2 separate regions of the Mus musculus genome follow, and region 1 is linked to region 2. A link is a contact called in ENCODE Hi-C or POLR2A ChIA-PET data. All regions are on one chromosome and are shown on one strand. Each heading gives the region's core, a stretch centred on a gene start or an enhancer-like site at or near the end of the contact. The rest is flanking DNA. Distances are from core to core; before and after follow the strand shown. Region 1 has its middle 39 kb from the start of Crabp1. Region 2 holds the start of Crabp1 (cellular retinoic acid binding protein I).

Region 1 (6,799 bases), core at 3,351-5,850, 40 kb after region 2:
TCAGGAAAAGCCACCATAGCCCATCTACTTCTGTACCTTTATTCCTGCCTTGGTCCCCCACACTGTTACAATGTATAAAATAAACTCAGCTTTTTCTTCTCTGGCCTGACTAGGGTGAATTCACTCACCACCTGCCAATCCCGCACTGCAGGAGGGGCATGCCACACTAACTTATCTCCCTACAGGGAGACATAAAATTTGCCTGTCCATAAAGCATTTTATTATTCAGTCTGAACACTGTGTTTCATCGCCGTGTAGCATGTGTCTCGTTATACCAGACACTAACATGTATCTGAAAATGAAATTCTGGAAGGTTACCCTGGCTTGTGGAATGCCTGCAGTGTGGTCTTGGAATGGTGGATATCCGAGCCCTAGCTCTGCATTCATGGAGCCCTTAGTGGGAAGAGGGGGCTTGTGCACTGTGGTAGAGGTGGTGTCGATGGTCCTCACTGTGCTAGCTGTTTCTCTGTGTTGTAGGCTGGAGAGGAAAACCCTGAAGTCAAGGTCAAGGGCAGAGTTGAAAACCCTCAGTGAGCAGAAAGAGAATTCTGTGCTAAATGAGTAGAGACCTCGAGTGTTCTTCTCCCCGCCCACTGGCCTCTCTTCTCTTCTCTTTTTAAAATTCCCCACAGCTTTGTTCCTGGCTTTTCTCCGGGAACTGCTTCTCATATGTGAGCATGCCTGAAGATCACCTGGGGATCTTGTTAAAATGAATCTGATTCCATGGGCCTGGACTGAAGCACCATCCTAGCAAGCAGCTGGCTGATGCTGGCGCTGGCTGCTGGTGGACCACACTCAAATGGCTGCTGGTGGACCACACTCAAATGGCTGCTGGTGGATCACACTCAGAATACCATGAGGCTAGAAACACATCATCAAGTATGGTAGCCACCAAGTGTATGTAACTGAAGTCCAGGGAAATTGCAAATGCAATTCATTTCTCACTGGCACTAGCCACATGTTGAGTGCTCCACAGCCCTACGTGGCTATGGAGAGGCTAATGCTGCTCCCTCCACAGAACGGCGAGGTTGTTGGAACTACAGCCCTAAGGTGATGTGTTAACTATCCCTGTCATGGGGCTGTGTCTCAGAATAGGCAAAACTCAAAAGTGAGAATGTGGCTCAGTTGGTAGAGTGCTTGCCTAGCATGCAAAAAGTCCTGGGTTTGATTCCCAGGACCAAATAAACAAAGCATGCTGCCACACAGTGACCCCAGCACTTGGAAAGTGGAGGCAAGAGGATCGTCTTCAACTACATAGTTTAAGGCCAGCTTGGGTTTCAGAAGACTCTGTCTCAATCTCCCCTCCCTGAAAACAAAACAAAACAAAACAAAACAAAACAAAACAAAACAAAACAGGCAAAATGCCATGCCATAGTAACACACAGGTGCAAGATGGCATCAGGTGCACAGGAAGTACTCAATCTAAAGCCGTTTTCTATCTCCTTATTCACATCCATTGGTCAGAAACTTGGTGAGCAACTGTCACAGCAGAGTCATTCTGCAAGTCGGGGGATGATGGGAGCAGGGAAACTGCCGGAGAACTAAGTCAGTTCTTCACAGATTGGAGCAATCAAGAAGTGCAGCCCAGCTCCCTCCTCTTATTAAACCCATCCGAGGCCCTGCAATTGCTGCACCGACTCAGCAAAAAGTTCTCCAGCTGGGGAAGGAGGGGGGGCGGGAGAGACATTTTCCAAGAATGCCTTTCATGTGGACTCAGAGCTGCCATTTTCCCAGCAATTCTGTGAACCAGGACCTGGGGGCAATTTCCCCAAGCACAGTTGCTGTGCACGTGGCTGGCTTTAGAGAGCACATAACGGAGAGGCAGGGGCATAACTGTAACCAACGGGGACAGGCCCAGGCAAGCCTCCCTCTTCCGTTCCTGGCCCAACAGGGTGGGACTAGCCCCAAGGATTAGAGCAGCTGCTGTCAGGTGGATAGCTGCTGGCCCCAAGTGAAGCAGCAAGAAGCTGCCACCGGGACTGACTCCAGGTAAGGGCTCTACTGATTCACGTGGGAACAGCAAGCCTCTGGCCTCACTGACATACAGAGATGACCCTGTCTCTCACACTGAGTCAGCACGAACTCCAGCCAATCCCTGGATCCACAGCTGTAATTCAGATGGAAAGAACACTGAGATACGAGACTTGGAGGAGCCGAAGTCAAAGTCTCCCTCTGGTCCCAAAGTCTCCCACCTTGAGCTCGGTCTCCTGGCCACTTTAGGGTCTCAGTTTACTTTTATGTAATAAGAGAGATTCTCTCTCTCTCTCTCTCTCTCTCTCTCTCTCTCTCTGTGTGTGTGTGTGTGTGTGTGTGTGTACCTGGTGTTCAATAAATGTTGATGTAACCCTTCCATATTTTCAAGATACCAGTGGTCATATGTTGACCTAGTTCTTGTCCTTACTAAGCAGACTGTGTGGACAGGAAGACAGATACTAGTCAGTGAATCACATGAGACAGTGCACAGTGACAACAGCAGGTTCAACAGCAGGACATAGTGAAAATTTGCAGCAGAGGACCTGACTTCCCTGAACATAGCATGTCTAAGTTGAGCACTCAGAAGTAATGGGGTGCATTAGGCAGATAGAAGAGGGGCAACAATCTAGGCTCTAGAAACAGCACATGCAGAGGCTCTGAGGCAAGAGAGTATTCAGCAGCCAGGGCCAGAAAGGGGGGTCAGTCTAAATGATGGAATTAGGTGGCCTGTGGTGAGAAGAGAGCCTAGAAAGGGGTGAAGCTAAAACTGTGTGCTGGATGATAAATGCCAAGCCAATTATATATGCTTCCAACCTCAAGGAGCTTATGATTCACCCAACGGGATAACTATTGAGTTTCTTGTCAATATTCTTGGGTGTGTCAGGTCTATTATTGCATCTTGGGCCATGGCCTATAAGAAATTAAGGCAGTGTCTAACTTATCCAGTTGGAATTTCTACAAACCACCAACCTCTCAATGTATACACAGTCCAGCTGCGAGGAATGGAGAGCAGCCGAGAACCAGCTTCCAGAAAGTTTAAGGATGCCCAGGGGAGAATGAGCCCAATCTGCCTTTTTCCTGCCACATCTCTGTGAATCACATCCATTTGCTGCTGACTGCACAAATGGTTTGCATTAGGGGGACCATGGTCTTGTCTTTTCTGCTTTTATTCTTTCCAGATGAGGCTAGACTGGCAGGCCTAGCAGGATGGAGGAGTGGGGTGATTGATCGGCAGCCAATCCAAGGAGCCTTGGAGGGGTCAGAGGGGAGTGTCCAGCCTCAGGCTAAGGGAGGTGGAACCCCCTTTTAGCCATTCCTGCACATCTTTGTTCTGTCTGGGTGTGGCAGTTTGGTGACCTCACAGTAGTGACTAAAGAGGGAACAATGGCACTAATTCTTTAGTATTGAGCAATCATCCTGTTGGGAGAATCTAAGTCTACACACTTGTCAATAATCCTAAATGGACTCAGTTTCGGGGGGGAGGGGTGTCCCCATTCTGGGAGGTGGGAGGAATGTGATATTGGTTAATCTGATGTCTTCCTGAATTGTGCTGAACTCCTGGAAGGGCTGTGAAGGAAATGGGCATGGGGTGACTGCATACCCAGCCGTGCTTCTCACTAGGCCTGGGAGATGGCCCAGTGAGTAAGAGCACTTACTATATAAGTAAGTGCCTGAATCCCCAGAAAAAAAAAAACCTAAAAAGCCAGGATGTGGCTGCACATGCCTGTGGCCCCAGCACTGCAAAGGGCAGAGCCAGAGACATCTGCAACTTGCTGCCTGCCAACAGAGCTAATCAGCCAGTTCTGGGTTCAGTGAGAGACCCAGTCTCGAGGGAATAAAGTAGAGAGTGATAGAGAAGGACACCTGATGTCCTCCACTAGCCAACACACATACACAGACACCCATGCGCGCACACACATTCACACACAAACAAACACACTCTCACATACATATACACACACACACACATTCACACACATATCACACACACATTCTCTCACACATACACATTCACACACAAACACACTCTCACATACATACATACACATACATGCACACACTCTCTCACAAACATATCACACACACATTCTCTCTCACACACACACTCATATACATTCACACACACACACACACATGAAGCAGTGTTATATACCATAAAGATTCTCTCCTCCACCCAGCAGCAGCACAGGTCCTTTCCGCAAACCAGTGACTTGTCTTTCTGAGGCCCCAGGACACAGGGGCCACACCATGTCATTCTTGATCACATAGGACACAAAGGTGGCACTATCAAGCTGTACCAAAGGAGCTTGGATAAGGCTTGGCTGACCTCCTGCCACTGGCCTGGACTTCATAGCTCCCAGTCTCCTTTCCTACCTCCCAGCCAATAACTTTTCTCTCCGAGGAACTGAGAGCCCACTCCCACTCACCCTCACCTCAACCAGTGCACCCAAGACTCCAGGGGCTTTGCTGTGCCATTCCTCCACTCAAGCTGTAAGGGGATAATCTTTGGGCTGGTAGACTCAGGGGAGAGCCAAGGCAGAGGGATTGTTGGAGGTCAAAACTAAGATGTCAGCTGCTTTGTCAAGTACTGAATTACAACCCTTACCGAGGACTCAGCACATGGCTGGTGGCTGTGTTAGTGCCAGAAAGCTGTGACTGCAGAGCGTACAGCTCCGTGTCACACCCACTGAGCTCAGATTGAGCTGTAAGGCCTGTGCGTCAAAGGAGAAGCTTCTGGAAGCTTCTGGGATCCTTGCAGTCACTGTGTCATACACAGCCAACTGGCCCAGCCAAGCACAGCCTCCAGATACACTGGTCACCTCAGACACTCTGCCAGCTGCTAACACCAGGAGTAAAAATGGTTCCCGTTATCTCTGATTACACACTGGCTGGGAATTCCTTGACAGTTGGATTATATCTTTGGAAGCAATTTCTGTGGAGATTTACTTCATTCTATCCATACTGCCGTCTTGCTGGACCTTAGACGCTTGTAATTACCCCAGGGCCATTGCACACACTTTTCCTTGGGCTCAGAGGATATTTCTCCTGCTAGATAGCCACAGAGCTTCAAGCAGTTGATCAATTGCCATCTGACCAGTGAGGCCTCCCCTGACCAAATTATTTGAGATTGTTTTCCAGCCCCCTCCGCATTCTTTCTTCTCTTCCTCACCAGATTCTCCAAAGCATTTATGACCATACGTCCTACCTACGTTTATTGTCTTCCCCTTCTGGAAGGATTTGATTCTGGCAATTGGTCATGAATGAAAGGAAGGGAAGGAGATGGGGAAAGGATTTCCCAGGAGCTTCCTGTCTCCTTCCCACTGTATCCATAAAGCACTAAAGCACAGAGAGGTTAGATGCCTTAGCCAAGAACACACAGCTATTCAGTAGACGAAGGTAATCTCTCTTTCTTTCTCTCTCTCTCTCTCTCTCTCTCTCTCTCTCTCTCTCTCTCTCTCTCTGGCTTTCCTAGTTTTTGAGATAGAGTTGAACTTAGCACATTACTTCAATCTCAAGGAAGTCCTCTTGTCTCAGCTTCCCAAGAGCTGAGATTACAAATGTGCACCCAAATATCCTGGATCTTTCTTCACATTTTGTTTGTTTGTGTGTGTGTGTGTGTGTGTGTGTGTGTGTGTGTGTGTGTGTGTGCGCGCGCTGTGGCACACATGTGGAGGTCAGAGGACAACTTTCAGGAGTCAGTTCTCTCCTTCCACCTCTAGTTTCTGTGGACAGAATCAGGTCGTCAGCTTTGCCATGGGCTCCACATGTTTCCAGCACCCCTAACCCCTTTCTTTCCTGTCATGGTGGAACCCCTTTCACCCTTCCCAGTATGGCTTCTAGACTTCCCCAGGAAATCTTTGTTGGTACTCTGGGTTGAGAGCTGTCTTTCCTTTTAACCAAAGCTCACACAGTTCCTGCCCCCATCAAAACTCTGGACAGAACGTGTTTCATATGTGGTTGTTTCTATGTTAGAGAACATATATGTTGAGAGCCAAGCTAGGGATTGGCACTTGTGTTTGTTACTCCAACACTCGGGTGTTAGAAGCAGGAAGATCAGAAATTTGAAGCCAACCTGAGCTACAGAGTATAACCCAGTCAGCTCACAACCTCCTGGGTTCACAGGAGGCATCCGGTTTGCCTTACTGGAAGGAAAAACAGCAGGAAGGGAGAATGAGGTGTCAAGCCTCTTCCTAATTAACAGTTGCAAAACAGATCTTCCCAAGTGAGCCATCTTTCTGTCATGCTCCCTACCACATGAGAGGGTTCTACTGAATCCAGATGCTTCACCCAGAGCCCAGAGAGGCCGAGGCCTCAGGAGGTGATGAGCCCAGGCACGGAGCATACTACAGGGACAAACAGCAGTGGGACTTTTAGTTTGGATTTCACATAAGGAGCTGACATAGTCAGGGACAGTGACTCTAGGCCCACTGGGGAGTGACCACAGCCAAACCCTGTGGCTTTCTGCTGCTTTCTTGTGTGGCACGACCAGGCACCAGGACTTTGTACCAGCTCAGGGCAGAAGGGTGCCTTAGAGATTCTCACTGAGAGGAGTGCAGAAGGAGGGCCCTACTGGGATTGAGTCTTGGCTTTGGATATCAGGGGAGAGGGCAATTATTCAGGGAGGCTCAGAGTTTACCGTAGCAACTCCACAAGCTCACACAAGGATGGGCTTCCCTCTGCACTGAGGCAGAGAGTAGGTGAGTTGACTGGGATCACAAGGGCTAGGGCGTCAGCCAGGTCTGGTTCTCAGGTTTCCTATCCGTGGTACTGTCACTGACCCCTGCTATCCTCAGTCAAGTTAGAGCCACCTAGAACCCTGTCTACT
Region 2 (7,953 bases), core at 4,816-7,315:
GCTGCTCTACCTTCCTCTCTATTCCTGCATGATAGGTACTGGACCCAGACTCACCTATGAGCCCTGCACCAAGACTACCACACATCCAAACCCTGGTTCTGTCTATTACTCCTCTGTGACCTTGAGTGAGTCTATTTCCCTCAGTCCTCAGTTTCTTGATGTATAAAATGAGTGTATCAAATTCCTGAGGATTGCAGGCTTGGACCAGAGTGCATCTAGAGGGAAAACATTTGATGAATCAATGAAACGACTCGAAGAAGAATCCATGGCTCCCATCTCCACTGGAGGACAGGCCAAGAATGTGAGTGGCATGGATCACAGTGGCTGATGACAGCCACCTGTCTACACATTTATCAGTTAAGTCACTTCCTAAGCAGCATGACAGATAGGTAGGTACTACTGTTCTTCTTCTAGAAGAAGTGGAGGTTCCCATGGTTGATAATGTCTTCAAACTACAAGGCCCAGTGGAAAGAGAAATACCAAACTCTCTTTTGGCCCCAAGTAGAGTTGGTCTCATTAGCATTAGCTGGCCAGAAATCTCCCATGATTCTGAGATCATGGATGACAGAGAAGAGATAAAGGTCATCCCTGCTCCACTGTGTGACCTGAGAACAGGCACCTGGGCTTCAGGACCACCCAACCCCGTGCAGTAACCTAGCATGAATCCGGGGCCAGCTCCCTGTCACCCTCCAGCTCCCCTTCTAGCTTTGTCTCTTAGCCGAGGGGTCTTGGGCTCAGCATGTCACAGTTGGAGCCTTGCTTTCCTTGTCTGCAGTCTCCTTGGACAAAAGAGCGAGTTCTCGGGAAGCGTTTGCTGTGGTGCCTGGCATGAAGTAACAGCTCGATTAGTGCTGCTTGTGGCGACTAGTCTACCAGCAGATGCCATGGTCCCCGGATGCTGCCTCCTGATGCTGCCTGCCCCAAGACTCCCAGCCCAGCACTCTCTCCCTTCCTCCAACCCAAGCAGAGTGTGCTGCAGCCTGCATGCCATTCTTTCTTGGAATCTGGCTCTTTGTCCTCTTTGCTGACTCTCAGATCATCCAGGCAGGGCACAGTGACCCCAACCCCCAACTACGGAGAGCTGCCTTGAAGAGTCCTCCTGGGGCTGCTCCAGAGCCCCCAGCTTTCGGGGACTGAACTCTGACCCCCATTCTTTCAGCATGAATTGGGTCTGCCCGAAGGCGAGGGTCAGGACAGCGGTTGGGAGTTCATTGAGGGCAGGGGATAGGGAAGTGAGGGGGGTTGCAGGGGGCCTGGCGTGCCTCCAAGTAAGAATAGCAAAGCTCAACAGAAATGTCCCTGCAGAGATGCAGGTCAGTGGCCCAGGGAGAGGCTGGCAAGGGAGTCAGCAAAGGGGCCAGCCAAGGAACAAAGAGGTGTTGGAGAGAGGTTGCAGGCCTGAGTTCCAGAGTGCCCACCCACCCCCAAGAGCCACACAGGAGATGTACACACATCCCCAGGTACTCCAGTCCTGGGGAGATCCCTTGTGTGGAGCATGAGGGGACCTGGGATCCTAGGTCCTCAGGAATGGCCCCTTACCTCTGCTGCCCAGAAAGACTTCCTTTGGCTGCTTGCCTTCAGAGCCCAGTCTCAGTGTAGTGTCACATTCTCTGGAAAGTTCGTGCTTGTCATCAGATTCAAGACTATCTCAAACTTCCACAGTGCCCCCCTCCAGTCCCTTTGCAGCCTGACTACATTGTCCCAAATCTCATCTTGACACTGCTGTCTGCCCTACCAGAGAGTTCTTGTAATACGTTACTTCTCCCTGACCTTTCACAGGTAGGTTTACCTCTGACCCTCAGTTTCATGCCTGGCACATGGTACTCTCTCCAAAAATGGTTGGTAAATAGGTAAATCTACTCACAAATCTTATATTCTAAAAGGTTGGTGGGGTTTTTGTTTGTTTGTTTGCTTGTTTGACTGGTTGGTTGGGTTTTGTTGTTGTTGTTGTTTGTTTGTTTTTTACCTCCATGAAGATTTTTCTCCAAGATCAGATTTTCTAGCCAAAACAATAATAGGATCCTTAATTCAAGCCCACCATACTCACAGGGCTCTCTGGAAAGTTCTAGTATTCCACAGACAGAATTAATTGATATTTGGACAGCTATATGTTCAGACAAGTAGTGACCTTTGTCGCCCTGACTATGCCAATCAAATCTTCCAGTTAGGGATTGAACAGTTAGGGACCAAGGTATGACCCTATCTTTACTATTGCCAAGTTCCCAGATCATGTCACTAGAATTGATTTGGAATTCCAAGTCCCTGTCACCAGGTCTCCCAGAGCCTTTCAGAGTCTGCTTTAAAGCCTCAGATCCAAACATGGTGGTCCATACGGCCCCATCCCTTTATCCCACATCAGACAATAGCTGGTCTTTGCTGCTTTGTGGGTTCTTCTTTTTCCTACTCTTTATTCCACTGGGTTCATCCCTTAACACTAGATAAGAGAGAAACAAGGATAGAGGGGAGAGAGGAATTAGGAAAATCCCTGAGTCTAATTTCTCTCCTTCTGTTTCTTCTTTGACCATGGCTATTAACAAACCGCAACCAACCTCCCCAAACAACCAACCAACAACCACCCCCAGCCCCACCTTTCAGGGCCCTCACATTTATGTACCCTCTGAAAAGTTTCCATGATTCCAAACATCACACAATCACAGAAATTATCTGCAGCTGACAAAGCCACCTTCTGCTAGAGCGTGAGGCAAATCATAGTCAGCTGCTGTGGACAGGAAGCAACCCCACATCCCTACACCTGGGATTAAAACGAGAGCACATTCTTGTAATATTTCTGCATAAAAAAAAAAACCCAAAATTCCAGAATTCTCCCTGCACCAGACCCGTCCTTTTTCTCTGGCCTCTCACCCTGGATTCGTTCTTTGTATGGAATCACTTTTAGTCCTCACAAAGGGGCCCTTCTAAGGCTTTGCCATCCTCCAACCTGTTCCCCATTCTTTACAGATCACCCATCATGTCCTTTGGGGAGAGGAGAGGACATTTGTGGCCCTTTGTCCTTGGTGAAAGGTTTTTCTGCCTGCTTCTTAGGCCACCTGCCTCACCCCTTTCCAGTTATGTAGTTCAGCCACACTGAAAAACATGTAGTTCTACATAATCAGACAATGTACACTCCCATCCCTTTCAGGCCTGTTCTTCAGGTTCAACCCAGGCTAGACCACGCACCAGCAGGCACCGTCAGCCCATGTGGTAAGCACTGGTTCTAGTTTCTCCTCAGTAGAACAGGGAGCCCTCAGCAACAGGCCCTGCCTGGATCCTCTGTCCTTGGAGCTGCACCCAGTTCCTGTTCCAGACAGGCCTTGGCAAAGGTTCACAAGCAAGAAGGCAAAGAAGCAGGAGAAAGGGAGTGGGGATGCAGGCTCAGAGGATGTAGGGGACCCAAGAGCTGGGTCTCCCCTACTCAGCAGAGGTCTTTCTCTGGATCCTGAGTATGGCTCCACAGAGGAGGCATGGTGAAATGTCTTTGTGGCCCTCTTGGTTTTGGAGTTTCCTGGTAGCCAGAGTCCCAATGACAGCCTGCTTCCCACCTGGACCCTAGGCTTTATGCCTAGGCAATGCCAACCTGGCTCCTAATGACTCCTCCTGCTTCTCCCTCTCTCTCATTTTGGTTTTGCTGTGAGTGGTGTGTTTGTATGTATATATTCATGTATGTTTGCACATGGGTGCACAGGCACATGGAAGCTAGAGACTGATGTTAAGTAATTTCTTCAATCGCTCTCTATCTTGTTTTATGACTCAAGGGAACCTGGAGACACCGGACACACAGCTAGACTGGCCGCTGAGCGCCAGCAATCCACCTCCCCACCACACCTGGCTGTTTACCTGTGTGCTGGAGATCTGAACTCCGCTGGCATGTCTGCGCTTTAAGCGCTTTACCAACAGAGCCATCTCCCCTGCTCTTAACCATGAATCCCTCCGACTTCCCATTCTCTCCTTTCCCTTCAGTCCATGTGGTATCTTTGCTGTAAAACCTGCCTACTGCTGTTCTGCCTTATCCAAGGAGCCATCTTCACTGGTTTTCCCTGGGCTATAAACTCTGCTTTTCCAGCTCCCTTAGCCTCCAGCTCCTAACCCCAACTTTGATGGGTAACACCTTGCTAGCCAGAAGTATCAAATGGAGGTGGAGGCCTGAATTAGCTTCATGACACCCCTCCTTTGGCCCCATTGCTGTAGAGACAGGATACCTAGCTTGTAGATCCCAGAGCACAAGGTATATACAGGTATATAATCTTTTCAAAGATTAAACATTTCAAGACGGAGGGCTTGGGAGAAGCTCCGATGAGAAAGTGTCCAAATACGAAGACCTGCGTTCTGATCCCAAGCAACCACATGAAAATACAGGCATGCACCGGGGAGGTGGACGTGGGATCAATCGGCCAGCATCGGGGCTTGCTGGCCAAACAGTCTTGCTCAGTTGATGATTCAGTGAGAACCTGTCTCCAAGAGTATGGTGAAGAGTGGGTAGAGACCTCAGACATGTGCACCTGCACATACCACACATAATACATAAAGACATGAAAGTAAATACATGAAATACTTCAAGATGTCCACACCAGAGCTGCTTTCTGTTTTCCAATTCAGTTACCAACTTCTTCTAAGCATACGGCCCCATGTGGGCACAGATGGCACATGTAAGAAGTTGTTGTCCCCACACACCCTTTCCCAGCCCATGATGGCCCCTCTCCACTCTCTTGTCTTCATCTGTCTTAGATGGCTTCTCAGGGCCCCTGGGCAGAAGACCAATTGCAGTCCCTTCTAGAAGTACAGAGGCCCTCTTCTGTTAGCAGCATTCAGCATGAACCAACCCCAGGTCCTCGGGGAATCCTCACCCCACAATCACCTCTAGGCTTCAGAACATCTGCATCTTTTGAGAATCGATTCACTTCTGAGCCCCACCTGGCTGAGCCTGAGGAAATGAGGGTGCATTGATCAACTTTGATCGCTGAGCTCTAAATGGCCTATTTTCACAGGGAAGACTGGACCAGAAGGAATCCTGTCAATTCCGAGGAAAGTAATCTGCTTAGGACCTAAACAGAATTTTACAACACCTGTGTCATGAGGAGTGGGCAAGCTTTTTTTTTTTTCAGCCCATGAAGGAAAAGTGACCTTTGGGGACCTCGAGCAGCATGGTCAACGGCTGATATGGAGCCACCCGTGGCAGGTTCTAAGATCCTGAATTGGGCAGTTTGGCTGAGGTGTAGCAATGGTGAAACAGTGGAAAGAGGCTGCAAGGAAATGTTGAGGTCTGAAAGCTGGTAAGGCACAGGGACCTGTGTGTACACTCCTTAGTGGAGACTCTGGGCTCTGGCGTTGATTTTCAGATCTGTTAGAGCAAAGGCAGGAGCTAGGCTTTCTTGCTAGGCCTTCCCAGTAGGACTGCAGAGCTCAAACCCGCAATTTTACAAAATAAGCTGCCGCATTTCCCTGCATTTTGCTTGTTCCGTCCCTTAGGCAACAACAAAGGGACGGTGTTGGTCTGGGCTCCCTTCTAACTTAAGCAGAAAACCTGCATGAGAGGCTTGGTTTCCAGCACCCGTTTGAACCTGCCTTGGTACCTCCGTGCCTCCATGCCCGGGATAAGCAAGGGTAGGGGCTGGGCCTTTCCCGCCACTCTAATTGGTCCTCCATATGCTAACTGAAAAGCCGAACAGAGCAAATTCGACCGGCTAGTGGCAGCCAGAAAGTATGGGTGGAAAGAAAGTGGCTTCCATGCCTATGGCCTTACTACTAACAGATATTTTCAAACATAGGCAAAAGTAGAGAAAGAATGTCGCGTTCCCCTGAATCCCCACTACCTAGCTAGCCTCATGTATCTCCTCCAGGCCGACCTAGCTTCATTAAACCCTCTCCTACCACCCAGTTTAAAACAGAATGTGGGCGGCGTGGTGGAGGAGGCACCAGGGGAGAGCAAGTTCCAAGTTGCATCACTAGTGGCTGAGAAGATGAGGAATGGTGAGGGGCGCCTTAGGGCGGGGAGTCGGGCTCACCCCTCGTGGGCCACCCCCCGCCCCTCGTGCACGCAGGGCAGGGGCGGGACTTGAGGGCGGGGCCCCAGAAGGGGGGGGGCGCTACCCTAGCGACTCAAGGCGCTTGCGGCTGGGCGCAGAACGCCAGTCTCTCTGCAACGCAGCGTGCGACCGCTCCGCAGCAGAGGTGGGTGCCTGCCCCTGCCTTCGCGCCGCCGCTACAGCCAACACCACTGCCACCATGCCCAACTTCGCCGGTACCTGGAAGATGCGCAGCAGCGAGAATTTCGACGAGCTCCTCAAGGCGTTGGGTAAGCTGGTACAGAGAGTATGTCCGGTCTGTTAGAAGCAGCTGCGAGGCGCCCGGGTCCCAGAGAGGGTGGCCTGGGTAGGTTCAGGCAGGAGGGAGTCAACGGAGTGATGAATCTCTGTTTCCTTTGAGGTTCCCCCACCCCCCAAACCCAGGTCGCAGAGGAGAGCGGGCTCCAGCCCCAGGGAGTTCAACTAACGTTTGCTGGACATTTGGCGCCTTTCTCGACGGTCCCATCTTTATCTCGTGCTAGATCACAGTGAAGAGCAGGGACTTTAAACTGGGGCTTTTAAAAGACCAGATCTTGCCATGAAAGCCCTGGGTAACTCAGGAAAGCCGCTTGCCGACTTTAAGCCTCGGGTTTTCTTCTCTAAAACCCAAGGGAGGAAAGAGACAAGTGGGACTAATTTAAGAGCCCCGTCTAAAGCCAGAGGATTTGGGAAGTGCCAAACAGGTCTGGGGGAGACCAGTGGGTGAGGACCAGAGACCCGAATCTATGCTTCCTTGCGCAGGTGTGAACGCCATGCTGAGGAAGGTGGCCGTGGCGGCTGCGTCTAAGCCGCACGTGGAGATCCGCCAAGACGGGGATCAGTTCTACATCAAGACATCCACTACTGTGCGCACCACGGAGATCAACTTCAAGGTCGGAGAGGGCTTCGAGGAGGAGACAGTGGACGGACGCAAATGCAGGGTGAGGCTCCAGAGACCGCACCTCCTTCCCGGGTACCCCCCCATTAAAACCCTTGACCCGCTGCAGGGTGTGTCACGGGAAGTTTGTGTGACCTGATGGTCCTGGGCTCAGGAGAAAGCCCTACCCGAGGTTCCCCTCATACTATCTATCACCCGGGCGCCAAAAGGCGCGCGCGCGCGCTTTGAACTCTGGGTGGGTGTGTGGTCCTGGTTAGTGCCTCGCTAGCGGCGCCTTCAGCGCTAGCTCTGGCTGCATAGGTAGAGAGGTTCCTGGGACCGCTGCTGCCTCCTGTTCTGCGCAGCTGCCTACTTACCTGTCATAGGTGAAGTGGCTGATTTAGCATCCCGCCCCCTGGGTCCTTGGACTGTAGGGCAAGGATTCGGATCCAGTTGCACAGCCCGGATCCCCCCCCCCTCCGTCCCCGCCGCGCGCGCGCGCGCGCGCATGCACACACACCCCGGACCCCGCACCCATCACCTCTTCCTGCCCTTCCGTGTTCAACCGAGGTCTTTAAGGGAATGGTGAGATTCTTCCAAAAGTAAAAGAAGCAACGCATGTTCTAGTTCAGACAATGTACTAAATGTCCTTTCTAAGTCCTCAAGGACTTAGAACAGACAGAAAGAGGTGGGTAGGGAGAGAGGGGAGGGAAGAGAAGGAGGGAGAGAGAGAGGAGGGAGGTGGGAGGGAGAGGAGAGAGGAGAGAAGGGGAGAGAGAGGGAGGGAGGGAGAGAGAGGAGAGAAAGGGAGAGAGAGAGAGAGAGAGAGAGAGAGAGAGAGAGAGAGAGAGAGATTGATTTATGAGAAATTGGGGCTTGCTATGCAGCCCTGACTAGGGTAGCCTGCAGTTTCCACGTAAACCTGGTGATCTCCGAATACTCCATCATAATCCGCTGGAGTTCTAGGATTACCGGCATCCACCACTATATCTAACAACCAAGAGAAGAGTTTTGTTGTTTGCTTGTTTTGTTTTGTTT

What was found. A loop is a pair of places that touch in the nucleus more often than their neighbours do. ChIA-PET counts read pairs that join two places held with the same protein, here RNA polymerase II (POLR2A).
Region 1: POLR2A ChIA-PET joins it to region 2 with 11 read pairs in embryonic stem cell. The contact joins the enhancer-like site here to the promoter of Crabp1 in region 2. A Hi-C loop is called at or near these places in 4 of 37 maps with a recorded cell type or tissue (Patski and left cerebral cortex). POLR2A ChIA-PET finds 5 or more read pairs at or near these places in 3 of 5 experiments (all embryonic stem cell).

Annotation. Positions count from the first base shown.
Region 1 is chr9:54,799,856-54,806,654 of GRCm38, forward strand. No RefSeq gene overlaps it. Among named protein-coding and RNA genes, the nearest start is that of Crabp1, 39 kb to the left of the region's middle. Within about 2 kb of position 4,601, at least 1 of the 3 ENCODE cell types and tissues checked has a DNase peak (open chromatin) inside an H3K27ac peak, as active enhancers do.
Region 2 is chr9:54,758,683-54,766,635 of GRCm38, forward strand. Crabp1 (cellular retinoic acid binding protein I) reads left to right here and starts at 6,066. Exons shown (of 4, transcript NM_013496.3): 1 at 6,066-6,289; 2 at 6,801-6,979. The coding sequence starts at 6,220.